2 separate regions of the Homo sapiens genome follow, and region 2 is linked to region 1. A link is a loop called in an ENCODE intact Hi-C map of the cell type or tissue named here. Cell type or tissue: gastrocnemius medialis. All regions are shown on one strand. Links, peaks and the distances in the headings refer to the core of each region. The heading gives the core; the rest is flanking DNA. Region 1 overlaps MEIKIN (meiotic kinetochore factor). Region 2 holds the start of ACSL6-AS1 (ACSL6 antisense RNA 1).

Evidence for each region. Peaks named below come from ENCODE experiments on the same cell type or tissue, not always from the same donor. Only the 100,000 strongest peaks of a DNase experiment are listed, where the experiment ranks them.
Region 2: it touches region 1 in a loop (13-fold over the local background); 79 of 110 quality-filtered maps call a loop at or near these places.

What each region holds. Positions count from the first base shown.
Region 1 is chr5:131,809,346-131,812,257 of GRCh38, reverse strand. All of the region lies in intron 12 of MEIKIN (meiotic kinetochore factor), which reads left to right. Among named protein-coding and RNA genes, the nearest start is that of FNIP1, 14 kb to the right of the region's middle. In gastrocnemius medialis, for the core only: a CTCF peak has its summit at 1,175 (motif pointing left); no DNase peak of the experiment used is centred there; H3K27ac peaks cover 1,980 bases.
Region 2 is chr5:132,001,791-132,004,702 of GRCh38, reverse strand. All of the region lies in intron 1 of ACSL6 (acyl-CoA synthetase long chain family member 6), which reads left to right. It overlaps ACSL6-AS1 (ACSL6 antisense RNA 1), which reads right to left and starts at 1,130. Exons shown (of 2, transcript NR_183256.1): 1 at 892-1,130. RefSeq lists an enhancer at 2,354-2,912. In gastrocnemius medialis, for the core only: a CTCF peak has its summit at 1,448; DNase peaks (open chromatin) are centred at 1,330 and 2,422; H3K27ac peaks cover 2,500 bases.

The DNA of each region.
Region 1 (2,912 bases), core at 131-2,630:
GAAAATCAACAATATAAAGTTATATGCAACTGTTACATATTACATGTTATATACAAAATTACAAACATAATGATGCGTTTAACAAAGGGTGCCAGACCCAGTAGAGTATATTTAATATTATCTACATACAGTATAAAACTTGGCAAAACTAAACTATAATGGAAATCACGATAGTGGATGCCCTTGTTGGAGTGGGGGCATTACTTGGAAGGGATTACAAGGGGGAATTCTAGGGTGCCGATAATGTTGTGTTTCCTTATGTCAGTGCTGTTTACACAGGTATGTTGTGTTTGTGAAAACCTATCAAGCTGTACATATGTGTACATTTCTGTGTATTTGTTATACTTTAAGAAGAAGTTGGCCGGGCTGGGCGCAGTGGCTTAGGCCTGTAATCCGAGCACTTTGGGAGGCCCAGGCGGGTCAGGAGATCGAGACCATCCTGGCTAACACGGTGAAACCCCATCTCTACTAAAACTACAAAAAATTAGCTGGGCGTGGTGATGGGCACCTGTAGGCCCAGCTATTCAGGAGGCTGAGGCAGGAGGATGGCATGAACCCGGGAGGCAGAGCTGGCAGTGAGCCGAGATCGTGCCACTGCACTCCAGCCTGGGCGAGAGTGAGACTGCATCTCAAAAAAAAAAAGAAGAAGTTGGCTAGGCATGATGGCTCATGCCTGTAATCCCAGCACGTTGGGAGGCCGAGGTGGGCGGATTACCTGAGGTCAGGAGTTCGAGAACAGCCTAGCCAACATGGCGAAACCCTGTCTCTACTAAAAATACAAAAATTAGCTGGGCATGGTTGCAGGTGCCAGGAGGCAGAGGTTGCAGTGAGCCGAGATTGCACCACTGCATACCAGCCTGGATGACAGAGTGAGACTCCGTCTCAAAAATAAAAAATTAAAAAAAAAAAAAAGAAAAGAAAAAGTTTACAAATAACACTAGCAACACTCTTAATTTGATCTTTTTGGCCTGTCATATTAGTTTCTGACGTTAGATATTGTTAAAATTCTGGACTTAAGTATGCAACAAATCAAAACCAAAGTGTGTCTGGGAGGTTCTTTTGAGTGTTCAGACTGAAGTTTTTTAGTTTAATTTACAGAGATAACTGCCCTTAATTCCCCTCCCCATTAATGTTGAACTAATGAACTAACGGTGCCATCTCCTGGCCTCTTTCTAGGCTCTCACCGTAACAGCTGCCTCCTGTTTCCCTTTCAACCTCTGGCCACTTCTCTCTTTCCTTTAGTAAAAATAGCAAAGCACCAAGCTAACTAGTGATCATGTTATTTTAAACATGCAGCAGCCTATTTTTAGTCCTGGCATTTAAAGTTTTAGCTATTTTGGCAGTAATCTAATCAGGACTACAGGGTGAAATTCACTTTTGAATTTCAGTCTAGGACTGTGATCAGTATGATTTTTGTTCATTAATAACTGGCACTATGCTGATTAAATAAAAAACAATGGTGAAAGTGAACCAAAGAGATGTGATAGAGGAGGTGGTGTGGGTAAGTCGTTGGAATAGTGACAGCCAGATAAAGGAGGCTGTAGAAAACATCTAGTCTAAGCTTTCTCAATGCATGGTCCTTCTGACTACCTCACCAGAATAACTACAGACCTGGTAAACTTCAGTCTCTAGAGATGGCACAGGAACCTGCATTTTGAAAGTGATTCCAGTAAGCACAAACATTTGAGAACCATTTCATTAGTCTATTTTACTCATCTTACATATAACAAAAATGACCTGGCCAGGTTAAGTGACTTGCCCAAATGCACAGAGCTTATTACTTGTAGAATCAGAACTAGAACAAGACACTGTAGGAACCCAAGAGAGGACACTTTTAACTTTGAGGTGTTAGAGAAGTCTAATAATACCTTTTGGCTAATCAGACAAAACCTGCAGCTATCCTTATAGTAAATTTTAAGATTTTTTTTTATTCTATTTTGAGCTCCAGAAGAGACGATAAATTATGTGTTATGAATTCATATCTCAGTCTAGTACTGTAGAATCACGGCCTTTAACTGGATGCATATGTTATCTTTAGTGAGAAATTTGATTTTCTAGATAATAATAGCAGGCAGAAGTATCACACAGATATATGACAAATGAAGTGGAAACATATTTATTCGAGTATCCGAAAGATGGTAGTACAAATCACTTAAGAATAGGACATCCCTAAGTTCAAATCCTAACTGTTACATAAGCACATTCCTTAAACTTTCTGAATTTTAGCCTCCTATCTGTAAAATTGGTAAAATAGTAGTTCTTACCTCAAAGAATTGTTGTGAGGACTAGAGATAATCTTTGTAAAGAGTGTGACATATAATAATCACTCATTATGCAATAATTATTTGTTTCTATAGGTTAGGTTAATTTCTCAAGTTTAGCTTTCTTCATCTCCCTTTTGAAAACTGTTCTTTGGTTTTGTTTGTTTTTTTTTTTTTGTTCGTTTGTTTGCTTGTTTTTTGAGACAGAGTCTCACTCTGTTGCCAGGCTGGAGTGCAGTGGCAGCTCACTGCAACCTCCGACTCCCTGGTTCAGGCGATTCTCCTGCCTCAGCCTCCCGAGTAGCTGGGATTACAGGCACGTACCACCACGCCCAGCTAATTTTTGTATTTTTAGTAGAGACAGGGTTTCATCTGTTGTCCAGGAATGTCTTGATCTCCTGACCTCGTGATCCACCTGCCTCAGCCTCCCAAAGTGCTGGGATTACAGGCGTGAGCCACCGCACCCAGCCTGTTCTTTGGTTTTTATCAAATTGCAAAAAGCCTAAAATATGCTGACTGGTTAGCGTCATTGATGGTAAATTGGGTTATGCCACCTCATGTAAAGAATATGTCAGGTAAGTGTGTATAGTCTTTGACACAGAACCATTGTTCTAGTGAAAATAAAGAGATGAAGTATGCCAGCCAGTGCCT
Region 2 (2,912 bases), core at 205-2,704, 190 kb before region 1:
GATATGGAAGGCTATGACCTGTGGAACCAACTTTTCTAGGTCATTCTGAAGTGTCCTGTCTCCTCTGTCTCCTGCTTCTGCTCCCTGGACAGTTCCATGACCTCTCACAGAGACATGCCTGGCACCTTGGCTTCATGAAGATACTGTGTGGCCCAAACGAATACCAGTTTCCTTTAGCCCCAGAGGCTGACAAGACATATCTCCCTTGGATTTCAGGAGATCTGTGGAGCATCCACCAACCCACCTGTTGGTTCAAAATCAACTCCAAAGTGGTTTTGTCCTAGATGTCCTCTCAGGCTCAACGGCCACATGTGTGCTTGAGATCTTGCTGTGCTATTTCTCCTGGTAGTGGGAGTCTGAGTGGCATCCATGCTCCACAGGGCACAAGGTCTGTGCTGTGGTTAATAGGCAGCTCCTGGTGACCATGGGGTGTCAGAGAAGCAGTGTTCTGGCTGCTGAAAGTCAGCCAAAAAAAAAAAAAAAGGATAGAAGCCTGACCTTGGCATGGAGCCTTGGTTGAAGAAGGAGCCCCAGCCCTGGAAGCTAGTGATCCCGCACATGGGGCTCTGGGCTGCCCTTATCCCCACCTCCCACTCGAGGGCACTTGTGGCAGCAGGAGTGTGGGCACCAGGCAGAGGACACACGTGCCCTCCATTATTGAAAGTCCTCTCTGTGCACTGCAGGGTCTTCTTGTGTACCAGCACTTTTTTCTTCCCATTTCTTTCTCCATGTTTACCATCAACACTGTGAGAATAACTGAAGTTTCCTTATCCAAAAAAAGGGTGCTACTCCAGATTCCGCCACTACTGTTTTCGAAAAGCACAAAACCAACAGAGCCTCAGAGGGGGCTGACCCTCTTTCTGGATCCCACCTCCATCCCCCCGAACTTACGTAGTGCTTTCCTCAGCAGCCACCGAGGCCTCCAGTTCCGTCTCCAAAGATGATGGGTTCCTTCCAGTGGGTGCAAAGTGAGAGCCCCAGTGATTGGTGTTCATAGTGGGTCAGTGTGAACAACGCCCAATGGCCTGCCTGGGCCAGCTGGGGCCTCGTTTTGCTTTGGTCTGAAAGACATTTTTGTTTTCTGGTGAGAACAGCCCCAGCCTGGCCAGGAGCCGGCCAGCGGCAGGAATACAAACCCTTTCATGTGACAGACCCAAGTGGAGTGATGCCCTCCTGCCAGCAGCAGGCCCTCCCCTGCCGCTCCTGGGAGGCGGCCATTTGCATATTTCCCATTCATCCTGGCCTTGAAAAGGAGGCCTGAGTTCCCAGTGCTCCTGCCCGCTGAGGGCTGGGCCGCTCCAGTCTAATGTTAACTCTGTGGACACTGTAGGCTCTCACAGGCCAACAGCAGAACTTGACCGCTTGCTGCCGGAGGGAGAGCAGCTTAAGGCTGCAGCTGCTGTGCCGCCTGACCTCCAGAGGGGGGATTCAGGAGGTGGCAGATTCCCGTTGACCAGCACAGCCTTTTGCTAAACTGGAGGAAATTCAGATTTGTTTCTTCTTGAGGCATTCAGAAGAGGAATTTTGTCAGACTATGGGGATGCCAGAATATTCAGCTATTTACCAAATTTGCCAGAAAATGTGCCCTTAACCAAGGGCAAAACTCTTTTTGTCTTGCTCACTTTCTAGTCTACAAAAAAATTCAGTGACTCTGGAATGGTAGGTGAAGGAGCCATGCCGGATCCTGGCTGCAGCAGCAATCCCTTTGCCAAGGATGTAGGAGCACAGCTTGCCTGGGGCACTTTTGCATCCCCAGGGCTGAGTGCCATTAGCTTGTGGGCTGTGACTCTGAAGGCATGAGGCAGATATACAGTACCCATCACCATCTTTTTCCTTTCTCCCATAGCTAAGTGCCATCCTGCCAGCCTCAGCTTCCTGCCCCAGTCCTCAGTGCAGACAGGCCTCTGCCTCCTTCCCGCCACTGTGTGAGGGCTCCTGCCAGGGGCCCCAACATCTTACAGGCTCTTCCTGTGACTTACCAACCCACTTCTGTCCCTCTTCGATAGCCCTGTTCTCTACCCTTTCCCACCCAGCTCGGATCCTCTCCTTGTTCTCCCTCCCTGGCTAAGGATGTCTCAGGTTCTGTCTTTTGTGCATTTCTCCCCTAGCACGTGTCCCCAGGAGACCAGCAGGGCTCCTAAGTGAACAAGCAGGCAAGCAAATCCCTCTGTTGCTCCCCCCACCTCAGTGACCCCCAACCATATATTGGCAGGACCCTCCCTACTTCAAGGAGCTTCCCTCTAGCTGGAGGAGGTCGCATCCCATCCTGCTTGTACCCCAGCCACCTGCAGTTGAGCTCTGAGTGCATGGCCTCGCCATGAGCAGCCCATATGCCCTTTACTGGTTCAAGCTTAGTTTGCAGTGTGTCCTAAGTTTGAGCCAGTGGCAGAAATGAATCATTGCTCCTGAGGCCGGGACACCAGCAGTCCTAACGTGGACATGGCCGGAAAGGCAAAGGATCGTGTTACAGCCACAGGATTTGGCTTCCTGCACAGGAGGGCCTGGCCAGGGAGTGTCCCTGTGCCTGTGAGGTGATGGTGACCCTGGTCAGTATTCCTAGGGTCCTGCCTGCTGTCCCAGGGCTTGGCGTGGAAGGATCTGAACTCGTCCACACCATCAGTCCTGGTTATCATACCCTGTAAATATTTCCAAAGGGACTACTGCTGTTTTTTTAGCCCCTGCTGTCCCTCTTTGCTCTGAGAACTTTGTCCTGCCTAATTCATGGTGAGGGCAACGTTTATCTCAGAGCGTGTGAAAGACACTGTGTATCTGTTTGCTCCTCTGTTCTCAAGGCTATTCATATTTTAAAGTTCCTGAAAGCATTGTTTGTGCCTGGCTTCCTGGTGCTAGCATCAGGAATGTGGACCCACATTCCCTGAGCAGGGCTTAGGGTGAGTGAGATTTTTGAGAGG